Linked DNA regions of Homo sapiens: regions 1 and 3 are each linked to region 2. A link is a contact called in ENCODE Hi-C or POLR2A ChIA-PET data. All regions are on one chromosome and are shown on one strand. The core of a region is the stretch at or near the end of the contact, and the rest is flanking DNA. Distances in the headings are between cores, read along the strand shown. Region 1 holds the start of PIAS3 (protein inhibitor of activated STAT 3). Region 2 overlaps RNF115 (ring finger protein 115). Region 3 overlaps RNF115 (ring finger protein 115).

Region 1 (4,740 bases), core at 317-2,816, 58 kb before region 2:
GTCAGGAGTTTGAGACCAGCCTGGCCAATATGGTGAAACCCTGTCTCCACTAAAAATACAAAATTAGCCGGGCGTGGTGACGCAGGCCTGTAATCTCAGCTATTCGGGAGGCTGAGGTAGGAGAATTGCTTGAACCCGGGGGGCGGAGGTTGCAGTGAGCCAAGTCGCGCCACTGCACTCCAGCCTGGGTGACAGAGTGAGACTTGGTCCCCCCCCAAAAAAATAAAAAAATAGGTATTTCCATGGATACAGAAACAGATTTAATTTGGTGCCTGCATGTGAGTGATCAGCTTGGTTGGGATGGGGCCTCTGGAGGGTCCAAGGCTTTGGAGGAAGGAGAGTGGGTAGGCAGTTCAGAGAGGGACAGAAAGATCCCTTTTGTGGGTAAGAAAACCCCTCTGTTCATCTTCAGCTACACCAAAGGTATGGGGGCTCTGGTGGAGGTATTCTGCACGTGTATCTAGGGTAGTTACTGTTAGGTACACTTTGGATTCAGTACCCCAGGCTTTGCCCTAGGGAGGGACAGTTGTCATTTCAAGGAAGACTGCTTTATACTGTCAGATACCTGGTTCACACCGGCTTAGCAGCAGTGTGCCACCACCCCAATCCCATACGTAAGCGTTGAGGGGTCACAGAGGTAGTGAGAATGATGGGATCCAAGGATCTCGTCTCTCCAGATCCACTCACACCAGGAGTTAATCTCTCCAACGTCGAGCTCTGAGTCCCTCCCTCTCTCGCCCGAGCTCCGCCCCCCTTCCCTCTTGGCGGTCCTGGCGGGCTTCCCCTGGAGGGGGCGGCCCCAGCCCGAGCGCTAGGCCGGGCGGAGCTCCGGCCCGGGCGGAGCCGCGGCCGCCGCGTCCGGCTGCTGGACCGAACTTCTGCCGTGCGGACAGCAGGAGCAGCGCCGAGCCCCATTCCCCCACCTCTCCAGCTCGCCCTCTGAGCCTCCCGAGCCCTCTCTCCATTTCCCACAATTGTGCTGGTAAGTCCCGCTCCCCGCACCAAACTTTTTTTTGCTGCCGAGTTTGAGTCCTACGATCGGACCACGAGCTGCACTGTAGTTGGTGTATGGGGGAGGAGGAGAGGGTGAATTACTGAATGCCGACTCCACGGCTTCCCTAAGACGGATCAGCGCTCGCCCATTTCCCGAGTTGGAAGACCTCTCGATTTTAGTTGATTAAACTTATGCAGAGATGGAGATGAGGGTTTGCGCTCCAACTTCGCTACCCCCTCCCCCATTTCTCTGAGCTCTAGCAGTTCCCGATACTTTCCCTCCATCTTTCAAGTATCTTTGGCTCCCTAAAAGCTTGTCCCCTCCCAACTCTGCCGTGGCAAAGCCCCCCTCCACCAGGCACTTCGGGCCCGCCTCCTCCCCGTTGCCCTAGGGACCCCGCGATCTTGGGGGCCATACACTCCCTCCGGGGCTACGCGTCCTGCCAACCGGCCGCAGACGTGTAGCTGCTGGGTCGGCTGTGGAGGGAGGGGCTCAGGCTGGGGCTTGTCCGAAGCCAGGCGGGCGGGGCCGGGAAGGGGAGGTATAGGGGGCCGGACTGGGCGGAGCAGGCGGCATTTGCGGCCGGCGCCAGGGTGGAGAGTTGTGCGCCGGTCCCTGGGCCTGAGCTCCGGCTCCGGCTGGGGCGCCTGCGATGTCTCAAGATGGCGGAGCTGGGCGAATTAAAGGTACCGGCCCCCTCCCCCCATCCCCATCTGGACTCAGCCCGGCGGTACGCCGTGTCCGGGAAGCGACCGAGACTGGGTGCCGGGGCTCGGGTGGGCGCCGACGACGTGGCAGGCACGAGCTGCTGAGGATGGGAGAGAAGTAGCTGAGAGCGAGGAAGGGGCTGCGGCGGGGCTCCGGGGGCGGGGCTGCGGGGCAGATGTAGGGGTGGGGCCGAGGGGAATTGCAGCTGTTGGGGGCTGAGGCGCAGGGGGCGGGGACGAGGGGTAGAAGTCGGATTTAGTAGTAGGGGCGGTTGTTGGGGTAGGGCCAGGGGGAAAAGGTGCTGTAGAGGCACTGGGGGCGAGTCGATCAAGGCCAAGAGATGCAACAGTAGGGGGCACATGCAGGGATGGGACCGCGGGGCAGACGTAGGGGAGGCTCCGGGGGAAAGGCAGCTGAGAGGATAGGGTCTTTGGGGCTACTCTCGGGATCCGAGCTTTGGGAAATACCAGTAGGCTGCTGAGATGCAGGGGGCGGGGCTGTGCGGGCCGATACCTCGAGGGGTGGGGCAGAAGCATCCTGGAGGCTCAGAGGAAGGTCCTGCCGTAGTGAATCGCGGTGTTTGGGAAGAGGCAGAGGCATGTGAAACTATGGGATAGAAAGGTGGGAAGTTATAGGGGAAGCTAATGGAGAAAAAAAGACAGGACAGAGGAGATAAGGATGGGGAGAAAGAGGAGCAAGTTTCTCATCACATTCCATAAAAGGGGTCCAAGACAAAGCCTCCTATGAGAAGAATTGTGTAGGGCTAGCAAGCCCTGCACATGACAGGATCTCCTAGAGATTCACAGAAGGGAGTCTTCTAAGGAGAGCGCTCCCCTCCTGCTACATAGAGTTTGGAGGGTGACCACATCTGAGGACATCTCATAGAACCTCAAACTACCGAGTTCATCCGCCTGCCTCCTGGTTTTCTTCTGCCCTTTGAAATGGGAGCTATGGTCCTGGGAAGGCTGGAGGTCTAGCCACTGGGCCCAGCTACCTTCAGGGGATTTGCGATTCTGTGCCCTGACTCAGAGGCTTTTCCTTCATCCACCCAGGGTCTCTGTTTAGAGCTCTGCCCTCTCCTCTTCCACCCCTATAGGGGGGCGCTGTAAGTTGTAGAGGAGTATTAATTTCTCTGTGTAGGAGAGATGCCAGATTATGGTTCCTGGCAGATAGAGTAAACAGGCAGGATACTTGGACTCAGTGATTCACTGTTAATCTCCCCGACCCAAGTTTTGGTCCTGTTTCCCTTCCAGAAAAATAGGACTAAGTTGTGGGGAGGGGGTGGTTATATAAACGATTCCAAGAAAGGATCTGGGGAAGTTATGAGCATTGAACCCTGACCTGAAAACCCTGGCCACAGAAGCTTCAGAGGCTTGGGGGAAATAGCTGAGGTGAATTAAGGTGGTTGGGAGGGGTGGGCTGAAGGGCACAATCCTCCAGCCACCTAGCCCCTTTCTTCCCGTGGGGCTGTCTGGCTTGAATCCTCTTGTCTCTCCCTCCTTCTCCCTGTCTCCTATCCTGTTCCCAGGAGGCTGGGATGGGTTTGAGAGTCTGAGAAAGGGCAAGAGAGGAGATAAGCAGCTTAAAGCAGAGTCCAGGGATGGAGGCGGGAGGCTGCATGGACTCGGAGGTGTGTCTGAGGGTGGCTTGCTGTCTGCCATTCCCTGCCCCACTCTGGCTGCTTCCAGGCCTGGGGAAATAGTGTTGCTCAAGCTCGGGGGTGGTGGTGATGATGCTGACCTGATGGTTGCTAAAGTGGGACTGAGATGTCCCTTTGGATAGGTCGACTACCTGGCAGTAATCCACTAGCTGCGAAGCATCATCTTTCCCATCAGTGCTGGAGAGAAAGGCACTGCCCACCTGGTAGCTCAGCCCATGTCTTGGCAGGGCAGGCCTGTGCAAGGGAGGATGCTCAAGCTTCTCTGTTTTTCTCCACAGCACATGGTGATGAGTTTCCGGGTGTCTGAGCTCCAGGTGCTTCTTGGCTTTGCTGGCCGGAACAAGAGTGGACGGAAGCACGAGCTCCTGGCCAAGGCTCTGCACCTCCTGAAGTCCAGCTGTGCCCCTAGTGTCCAGATGAAGATCAAAGAGCTTTACCGACGACGCTTTCCCCGGAAGACCCTGGGGCCCTCTGATCTCTCCCTTCTCTCTTTGCCCCCTGGCACCTCTCCTGTAGGCTCCCCTGGTCCTCTAGCTCCCATTCCCCCAACGCTGTTGGCCCCTGGCACCCTGCTGGGCCCCAAGCGTGAGGTGGACATGCACCCCCCTCTGCCCCAGCCTGTGCACCCTGATGTCACCATGAAACCATTGCCCTTCTATGAAGTCTATGGGGAGCTCATCCGGCCCACCACCCTTGGTATGGCTCTTTGTGGTCCCTTAGTCTTCTGGACTCCCTACCTGTTCCCCAAACATTTCTTAGGCTTTAGTCCTATGGGATCAGTGACCTGGGATGGGGGCGATTTCTGTGGCTGCCTGTGCATGGGCTTGGAATAACTGCCCCTTTGTATCCTCAGCATCCACTTCTAGCCAGCGGTTTGAGGAAGCGCACTTTACCTTTGCCCTCACACCCCAGCAAGTGCAGCAGATTCTTACATCCAGGTACATCTCTTCCAGTCTTCCTGCCTCATCCCTGGTCTCTGCTTTCTGACTTTCTTCTCTTCTGCCCTGTGCTCTTCCCTATCCCTCCTCCTATACCTACTTGTCTCTTGTTCTTCTGTGTGTCTCTTCTCTATCTCCTGGACATCTGACTTTCAGCCTTTCTGTGCATTCACCCTTGCCCTCTGGGGGCTACATGCTGACATCTCTTCATCTCCCTCCCTGTTACAGAGAGGTTCTGCCAGGAGCCAAATGTGATTATACCATACAGGTGCAGCTAAGGTGAGTTCATCCTCCCTGCCTATCCTGGGTACCCACTGGGGGTAGGAGTGAAGTAGGGGTATGACAGATACCCTTACGAGATGTCCCTGCTCTGCCACTGCCTACTGCAGCCCTGCGACTCTTGTTGGATGCTGAGGGCTTCAGGCATCTATGACTGATTT
Region 2 (4,772 bases), core at 1,417-3,916:
GCTAAAGAAGCTTGGTTGATTATGCACTCCTGTTTGGAATCTGTAATGTCAGTGTTCAATCATGGCCTGAATTAAGGAACAAAATGATAAAGGTGGCTGGGTGCGGTGGCTCACGCCTCTAATCCCAGCACTTTGGGAGGCTGAGGCAGGTGGATCACTTGAGGTCAGGAGTTCAACACCAGCCTGGCCAATGTGGTGAAACCCATCTCTACTAAAAATACAAAAATTAGCTGGGCATAATGGCGGGCACCTGTATTCCCACCTACTGGGAAGCTGAGGTGGGAGAATTGCTTCAGCCTGGGAGGCAGAGTTTGCAGTGAGCCAAGATCACGCCACTGCATTCCAGCCTGGGCAACAGAGTGAGACTCAGTCTCAAAATAAATAAATAAATAAAGGTTGTGAATGTGAATGTTACTATTCTTAGGGGGATGAAACCATAAATCAAGGTAGTTTTATTGGCCTGGAACTGAATCACAGCCCTTCAAACAGTATTTAAATTGTATAGGTATCCTTGTGTAACACTGAAACTGTGGCCTATTGTTTTCCTTTTTAGTAAACTGATTTTCTTTATTAATAGCCAAGTGAACAATTGCTTACAACTCCTTGAGCTCAGAGAACTAATTTCAAAATGTTTAGACTGGAAACTTTCTCTTTCTTGTAATGAATGAGAGGTATGTCTTCCTTAATTTCTTGAAGGAGAGTTGAGAGAAAGAAGTCAGTGAGGACAGTATTTGTACTCTAGAAAGAGATTTTCACAGAGACCTTGAGGATAATGGTGGAACTGGGAACAGAACTCAGAAGTTCTGTTGTCTTTGTTTTGGGGTTCACTTGATGCTTTTGAAAAGGGAGGAGGATGTATAACCTGGCTTGAAAAGGGAACCAGTCTCTTTGACCTAGTGACGAGACTTAGCATCAGAGTAAAAGTATAGTGGGTACTGGCCTAGGAGCTGTGATGTGTGGCAAACATTTTGTGTTCTTAATCCTTCTAATTAGAAATTTCTGACTGTCTTGCCATGTGATACTCAAAGAGAGTATAAACAATAGAATGTGACTAACTTAAAATTGTGGCTGTCAGACTAGACAGAAAATGGGCTTCTTTTTTTTGACACTTTAATCACCATTGGAACTTCTGTTTTAGATAAAATAAACACTTTAAGTTGATAACGAAGAGGTAGAAAAACATAGCTGTGAAATTAGGAAAAAAGTAGTAAGTCTTTATATTACATTTGATGTACTGAATAAGTATTGGATACAAACTTGTATAGGTTTCAAGAGTATTTAAATTTCACATTATGTGACCTGATATAAATAGGTCTGAATTTGTAGCTCCTTGTCCTCTAAGGTGTCACGTATTGTGATAACTAATCCTTTGAAATACGGGAGGCAAAAGAAATAATGCATTAAAACCACCCTTTTCCTTTCCTTCCTATATTTCTAGTGCTTTGTGTCCTCTTGGGCTGTTCTTTTAAGTGGGTAAGCATCAGGGCTAAGCTATGCTTAGGGAGTTGTTCTCGATTCAGAACCTGCCACTGAGTATCTTCACTAGAGTTGTTTACAGTAATCTTTTAGAGCCTAGGGGGAAAGCAGCTTAGTTTGGTGGAAACAGTTGGGTTCCTGTTTCCAGTGATTCTAGGTAAGTAACTTAGGTTTTTTGTTATGCTTTTCTTTTACAGATGGGATGATAGAAATGACTCGGCTGGGCGTGGTGGCTCACGCCTGTAATCCCAGCACTTTGGGAGGCTAACATGAGAGGATTGCTTGAGCTCAGGAGTTCGAGACTAGCTTGGGCAACATGGCAAAACTCCGTCTCTACAAAAAATATAAAAATTAGCTGGGCGTAATGGTATACACCTGTAGTCCCAGCTACTCGGGAGGCTGAGGTGGGAGAATCTCTGGAGCCTGGGAGGCAGAGGTTGCAGTGAGCCGAGATGGTGCCACTGCACTCCAGCCTGGGCAACAGAGCGAGACCCTGTCTCAGTTTAAAAAAAAAGAGAGAAATGAGTTACTGAATTAGAAATGAGTTACTGAAAAAGAGAGAAATGAGTTACTGAGGGGTAAGATTTTGTGACTGCATACATTGGAAATATTTTGGGGAGAGGTTTGTTGTGAAGACTTGACGTATTAATAGGTAAGCGTAGGATAGATTTCCATAGTGCCTGACATATAATTGGCATTTGATTATTATTCTTGATTTAGTGTTCCTCCCTTTAAAAGCATAGTTATTTTCTTTCTTTCTTTCTTTTTTTTTGACATGGAGTCTCACTCTTTCACTCACTGCAACCTCTGCCTCCTGGGTTCAAGCAATTCTCCTGCCTCAGCCTGCACAGTAGCTGGGATTACAGGCATGTGCCACCACGCCTGGCTAATTTTTGTATTTTTAGTAGAGACGGGGTTTTGCCATGTTGGGCCAGGCTCGAACTCCTGGCCTCAAGTGATCCTCCCTCCGTGGCCTTCCAAAGTGCTGAGATTATAGGCTGAGCCACTGTGCCTGGCCTAAAAGCATAGTTATTTTCAATCAGCATGGTATAATGAAAAGAAGATGGAATTTTGGATTCAAGAAAGACCAAGGTTTAAAGCTCCTTTTCTTTTTCTTTTTTTTTGAGACGGAGTCTTGCTGTGCGCTCTGCGCTGTGCCCAGGCTGGAGTGCGGTGTCGTAATCTTGGCTCACTGCAAGCCCTGCCTCTTGGGTTCATGCCATTCTCCTGCCTCAGCCTCTTGAGTAGCTGGGACTACAGGCTCCCAACACCACGCCCAGCTAATTTTTATGTATTTTTAGTAGAGATGGGGTTTCACCGTGTTAGCCAGGATGGTCTCGATCTCCTGACTTTGTGATCTGCCCGCCTTGGCCCTCCCAAAGTGCTGGGATTACAGGCATGAGCCACTGCGCCCGTCCTAAAGCTCCTTTTCATCCCTTGGGCAATGTTCTGATTTTCTATTATTGCCTAACAAGTCTATCCAAAATGTAGTGGCTTAATACAATAACTTATTATTATCTCTCATGTTTCTGTGGATTGACAGGGTTCAGCTGGACACTTCTCCCCTTAAGGTCTTTCATGTGGTTGTGGTCAGATAGTACCTGGAGATGGGGCCATCTGAAGACTCTGCCCTAGGCTGGATCCAAGATGGTGTTTTCCTTTTACTTGTCTGATGTCTCAGTGCTCTTTGAGATGGCCTCTTTATCCAGCAGAGTAGTCTAAACTTATGTGGCTGCTCAGGGTTCCAAGAGTTAGGAAGTAGAAGTTGCCAGGCAGTTAAGGGCTTTGGAACTGGCATAGTATTGTATCTATTAAAGAAGTCACAGGGCCTCCCAGATTCAAGGGGCTTGAGAAATAAACTGCATGTCTTTAAAGGGAGTGGGAAGGTCACATTGCAGAAGAATATATGGGCTGAGAGGTCTTATTGGGGCTGTCTCTGGAAGGCCATCTGGGCACAATTTTTTTTCATTTTCTTGTTTGTAAAATAGCAATAACAATATTTACCTCACAGAGTGGTTAAGTGGAATAGCACAGTGTCAAGCACATCATGTGTTTAGTAAATATAAGTAGACTTCCCCCCTTAATTCTCTAATGTAACAAATTACTTCTGATCTACTTTTATTTTAAATGGCCGCAAGTTTGCTCAGTATATGGTTTGGTTAACTGTTTCTTCACCCGACTATGTTTCTCAGACTGTTGTAACTTAAAACAAACTTTATCATGGAAAATTTCAAACACATCAAAGTAAAGAGAATACCACATTAACAGAATAAGGGACAAAAACTGCATCATCATCTCAATTCATGCAGAAAAAGCATTTGATAGATCCAGCATACTTTCATGATAAAAACACTCAACTAGGAATAGAAGGAAACTCAGCATATCAAAGTGTATTTATGAAAAGCCCACAGTGGCTGGGCCTGTTGGCTTATGCCTGTAATTCCAGCACTCTGGGAGGCCAAGGTGGGAGGATCACTTGAGTCCAGGAGTTTGAGACCAGCCTGGGCAACAAAGTGAGACCTAATCTCTGCAAAAAATAAACACAATTAGCCAGGCATGGTGATGTACGCCTATAGTCCTAGCTACTTGGGACGCTTTGGTGGGAGGATTGGTTGAGTCTGCAGTGAGCAAAGATCGTACCATATCACTTCAGAATGGGCAACAGAGCAAGACCCTTCCCACCCTCACCCACCCCCTCCCCCCAACAAAAAAAAGCCCACAGTGAACATCTCATTCAGTGGTGAAAGACCGAAAGCTTTCCCCCTAACATCAGGAACATGGCAAAGATGCCCATTCTTGCCACTGCTATTTCAACATAGTATTAAGAGTCCTGGCCAGAGCCAATTTAGGCAAGAAAAAGAAAAGCACCCAAATTAGAAAGGAAGAAGTAAAATTATCTCTGTTCACAGATGATATGATCTTATTTGTTGAAAACCCGGAAGCTGGCTGCAGTGGCTCATGCCTGTAATCCCAGCACTTTGGGAGGCCGAGGCAGGCGGATCACGAGGTCAAGAGATCGAGACCATCCTGGCCAACATGGTGAAACCCCGTCTTTACTAAAAATACAAAAATTAGCTGGGCATGATGGCAGGCATTTGTAGTCCCAGCTACTCGGGAGGCTGAGGCAGGAGATTTGCTTGAACCCAGGAGGCAGAGGTTGCAGTGAGCCGAGATTGCGCCACTGCACCCCAGCCTGGTGACAGAGCGACACTCCATCTAAAAAAAAAAAAAAAGAAAACCCTAAACATTCCACAAAAAACCCTGTTATAACTAATAAATGAATTCAGCAAAGTTGC
Region 3 (4,492 bases), core at 1,607-4,106, 49 kb after region 2:
GGTGGGGTGGCTCATGCCTATAATCCCAGCACTTTGGGAGGCCAAGGCGGGCGGATTACTTGACAGCCCGGCCAACATGGTGAAACCCCATCTCTACTAAAAATACAAAAATTAGCCAGGCGTGGTGGTGTGCATCTGTAATCCCAGCTACTTGGGAGGCTGAAGCACAAGAATTGCTTGAACCTGGGATATGGAGGTTGCAGTGAGCTGAGATGGTGCCTCTGCACTCCATCCTAGGTGACAGAGCAAGACTTCATCTCAAAAAAAGAAAAAAAAAAAACAACCAGTGTTTTGTACATCTGAAAATTGCTGAGAGAGTAGATTTTAAGGGTTATTGTTGCAAATAAGTTTGTGAGGTAATGCATATGTTGATAGTTTGATGTAGTCATTCCACAATGCATACATATTTCAAAATATGTTATATACCATAATATATGCAATTTTTGTCAGTTAAAAATAAATAATGAAAAATAATACAAAAAAGCAAGCAAACAAACGGAATAGTGTAGTTAGCTGCTGTTGAACTTTAGTAGCAGGGAAAGTCTAATGTTGGCTATTGCCATTGTTATATTAATTGGCCTAATAAGTAAAGTGGGAACCAGGGACTTAAAATTGCATATCATTGCTGGGCGTGGTGGCTCACACCTGTAATCCCAGCACTTTGGGAGGCTGAGGTCAGGAGGTCAAGATCAGCTTTGTCAACATGGTGAAACCCCATCTCTACTAAATCTACTAAGTATACAAAAAATTAGCCGGGTGTGGTGGCAGGTGCCTATAATCCCAGCTACTCGGGAGGCTAAGGCAGGAGAATTGCCTGAACCTGGGAGGCAGAGGTTGCAGTGAGCCGAGATCGCTCCACTGCACTCCAGCCTGGGCGGCAGAGCGAGACTCTGTCTCAAAAAAGAAAAAAAATTGCATATCATCCAGAACACAGAAGATCCAGTGAAACAATTTCTTCAGGTTTTTCTTTTGCTGAGGCATCACTCCAGTATCTCTTTGGGTAACAAAGACTCATTCGTGTAAAGAACTGTGTACCTGTGCCATCTTAAGTATTCAGAGTGACAAATGCTAAGCATGTGTGTGTTTATATGTGTTTGTGTTATAATCATCTGAAACAACCTTAACATAGAATTATTGCTTAAACTTTTTTTTAAAGGACTCTTTAAATGATATCTTATTCAGAAACCCAATGTGTACAACATACAAAAATGGAACTACCCTTGTTAAAGGGAGGTGGGTCCAGAGTTCCACTGGCTCGGCATCCCTTTTAACCCTTCCTTATGTTGATGTCAGATATTCAGGGAACATAGTTTGAAAAACTATACCATACCATCAGATCCCTTTCCAGCTTAATTCACAAAAATCTATTAATCTGTAAGATAGCAGAGCTCAGGAAGATAGCCATAATAGCAAAATAGCACACCGCTGTGTGGCAGGCTGATTTCTGATGCTGTCTCTTGTGTACTAGCCAATGAAAAGCCATTTTGGTTTAGGGAATTAGTTGGTGATTAGGCAGCCATGGATATCTGTAGAGTACTTTTCATTAGTCTGTTGTCTTATCTAATTTTTTCTTCTGTAACAGAATACTACAACACATCTTTGCAGGATTCTTTGCAAATTCTGCCATTCCTGGATCTCCACACCCTTTTTCCTGGTAAGTAACTAATTGTTTTCTATCTTACTCTATTGGAGTGACATATTTTAGGTGCTGTCATTTCTGTGCAGTAGAGAAAAAGAGCTGCATAGGCCGGGTGCGGTGGCTCATGCCTCTAATCCCAGCACTTTGGGAGGCCGAGGCTGGCGGATCACGAGGTCAGGAGATCGAGGCCATCCTGGCTAACATGGTGAAACCCCGTCTCTACTAAAAATATAAAAAATTAGCCAGGCGTGGTGGCATGCTTCTGTAGTCCCAGCTACTCGGAGGCTGAGGCAGGAGAATCACTTGAACCCGGGAGGTGGAGGTTGCAGTGAGCCGAGATCGCGCCACTGTACTCCAGCTTGGGCGACAGAAAGAGACCCTGTCTCAAAAAAAAAAAAAAAAAAAAAGAGCTGCATAGGTGAGTATGTAGATGTAACTGGAGGCTGCTACACTGCCATTATCTGCTAAGCCCAAACTTAATCAGAACTTTTTTTTTTATTATTATTCAGGCTCAGGAAGGCCGTCCTGGTCCCCCAGGATGTTTGGGTGCTAGAAATGTCTTGATTCCTTTTATATTCAGGTCTGAGAGTTGTATTGAGGTAGAGAATGAGATGGTCCCTGCCAGGCTTGGTATCTGATTTGTGGGTTTCCCCAGTAGACTACACAGGAATATTTTACTCCTTAAGAATTTCTGAAATTGAAAACATTATGCTGAACTTCATTTTTTTCAAAGTAAGAGGATTTGTCAGAAGAAACAATAGGCTGTAATTCAGTATCAGAGTGACACTTATGTATGATGGGATTAAAGATGGAATTTCTTCTTGTCTGAGAAATTATTTGCTGCTTCTAACTGTGGCCCAGAAGGTTTCTTTGCTCAAAGGAACCTCAGTCCTTTTAGGACCTCTGTCATCCAGTAGTCTGGACCTCTGCTGGTAGTGTACCAGCAGCTCTGAGGGAAAATAAAAAAAAACGGTGTTGCCAAGTCCCTTTTATAATTGCTCTAAGTTGTGATTCAGAGAGACTGCTATGGCTGCTTCTCTACTTGAAAGCTCCTCATTGTCCAGAACTGTGGGCGGCCTCTTATAATGAGGGATGTTTGCTGTAGATTTTGACCAGTCATGAAGGGAAAACTCTCCTTAAAAAGCAGCTCCATCTGTGTTTAATATCAGTGGGCACAGAAAACACAAATTTTTGAAACCAACAGGCAATGAGTCACTCTTTTTGTTCTGGCGTGTCATGTGGTACTTTAGGTAGCTTCACATTTTATGTTCTAGTTAAGTAAAATTCTTAGAGAATGAGGTACTATCTCTGGATAGTCTGTTTGATCTTGAAAATGTACAGAATTCTTTGCCTCTTGATCCTGGAGGACTAGTGACTTTCCAGCTCTGAGAGAGAACAGGATCCCTCTGCCAATTTTTTTCTGTGGTGTAAGGCAGAGCCTGGTCACTCCATCTAATGCTGTCTATCTCATCTCACGTATAGGAGCGGGATGCTGCACTCCAACCCTGGGGACTATGCCTGGGGTCAGACAGGGCTTGATGCCATTGTAACCCAGGTGAGGAGCTGCCTTTTGAGGGTGTCTGTTCAGTGTGTCTCATGGTTCCACAGGCTTCCTGCTTTCCTTCTGCTACTTTCTGAAATGGCAGTCACTCTGCTTTCTCTAATATTTTGAGCTTTGGGGTTTCCATTTTACTAAAGGGATGAATGATTTATGGGGTTAGCTCAGCATCCATGCACTTCCTAGGTCTGAGGGAATTTCTAGAAGATGGTTTCACCTCCATAGGAAGAAAAGACTTCTATAACAAATAGTATTTTGTATTTTTGTCTCTCTTGCTCAGTTCTATAAGGATTCTATTAACAAATATTTCACAAAAAAAGGAGGGTTTCCTCACATGTTGAAGCAGGGATTTCTGCTAGATGGAGCAAAGTAGGGGAAGGAAGCAGAGAAAAAAGTATTCCCATGCCATGTATAATTGCTTCCACTTGTTTATGTTCATTTTAATTTGATTGGTTTTTCATTTCCGTTGTGGATTTCTGAGACTAGAAAGCATGTCCTTTATATTCAGTCGTCTTATAGGCAGTAATTTACCTATTTCTTGGCTCACGTTATGCTACTTTTCATACTCTCGCTTTTTTCTTCTTCCAGAAGATGAAGCTTTTGGACCAGTTACATTTTACTTTTTATTAAGCTATAGTTTTACTCGTGACACCACAACCCTTTTGCTGCCTCTGAAGTTGCTTTATGCCTAGAGGTGGGCCTTGCAATCATGGGTTTGTCTGTAGGCTTATACGAACGTCACTCTGAAATTGTAAAGCAATTATGAGTGTTCTGGCAGCAGGAAAGGGGAAACCCAAGCCTCTCAGAGCCTTGCAGAAGTAAGAGTAACTAACATACCTAATGTCTGCACTGTTTGTTCTCAGCTGGAGCAGTTCCCTCTCCAGGGATATTGCGATGTCTGCCACTTCGTCTTTTTCTTTCTCTTTTTTTGTAGCTTTTAGGACAACTGGAAAACACAGGCCCTCCCCCAGCTGACAAGGAAAAGATCACATCTCTTCCAACAGTGACAGTAACTCAGGAACAAGTTGGTAGGTTCATTTTTATACTTATTCTGTCATCTTCTGATCTCGGTTCAAAATCCCGGTATCTTCTGACAGGTGAAAAGTTTAAAAAGTGAACAAAATAAAAAGACAAAAAAATAAGAAAAAAAATCCCAATACCTTCCTATATTAAGGACCTTTAAGTGAAGCTATAGCCCTCTAAAATTCCTATCTGGGTGCCAAATCTGGAAAGTTCCTACCCCTTTATTAGGTTAGTCAGTTGGTATTTCCTGAGCAATTATGTCTCTTTTTTAG

Evidence for each region. A loop is a pair of places that touch in the nucleus more often than their neighbours do. ChIA-PET counts read pairs that join two places held with the same protein, here RNA polymerase II (POLR2A). Pooled maps may share reads with other maps.
Region 1: a loop to region 2 is called in a map of A673, with 4 times the contacts of the local background. The contact joins the promoter of PIAS3 here to the enhancer-like site in region 2. A Hi-C loop is called at or near these places in 2 of 168 maps with a recorded cell type or tissue (A673 and Caki2) and 2 of 50 pooled maps. POLR2A ChIA-PET finds 5 or more read pairs at or near these places in 5 of 52 experiments (GM12878, H1, PC-9 and 2 more).
Region 3: a loop to region 2 is called in a map of heart left ventricle, with 9 times the contacts of the local background. The contact joins two enhancer-like sites. A Hi-C loop is called at or near these places in 5 of 168 maps with a recorded cell type or tissue (HL-60/S4, PC-3, ascending aorta and 1 more) and 3 of 50 pooled maps. POLR2A ChIA-PET finds 5 or more read pairs at or near these places in 6 of 52 experiments (B cell, Caco-2, Panc1 and 3 more).

What each region holds. Positions count from the first base shown.
Region 1 is chr1:145,855,907-145,860,646 of GRCh38, reverse strand. PIAS3 (protein inhibitor of activated STAT 3) reads left to right here and starts at 1,566. Exons shown (of 14, transcript NM_006099.3): 1 at 1,566-1,680; 2 at 3,641-4,058; 3 at 4,216-4,300; 4 at 4,529-4,579. The coding sequence starts at 1,657. RefSeq lists silencers at 760-969, 1,440-1,529.
Region 2 is chr1:145,799,010-145,803,781 of GRCh38, reverse strand. The region is part of intron 1 of RNF115 (ring finger protein 115); the gene reads left to right. Among named protein-coding and RNA genes, the nearest start is that of RNF115, 23 kb to the left of the region's middle. Within about 2 kb of position 2,666, at least 2 of the 41 ENCODE cell types and tissues checked have a DNase peak (open chromatin) inside an H3K27ac peak, as active enhancers do.
Region 3 is chr1:145,750,140-145,754,631 of GRCh38, reverse strand. RNF115 (ring finger protein 115) reads left to right here. Exons shown (of 9, transcript NM_014455.4): 5 at 1,583-1,654; 6 at 3,122-3,194; 7 at 4,132-4,225. Among named protein-coding and RNA genes, the nearest start is that of CD160, 33 kb to the right of the region's middle. Within about 2 kb of position 2,856, at least 5 of the 41 ENCODE cell types and tissues checked have a DNase peak (open chromatin) inside an H3K27ac peak, as active enhancers do.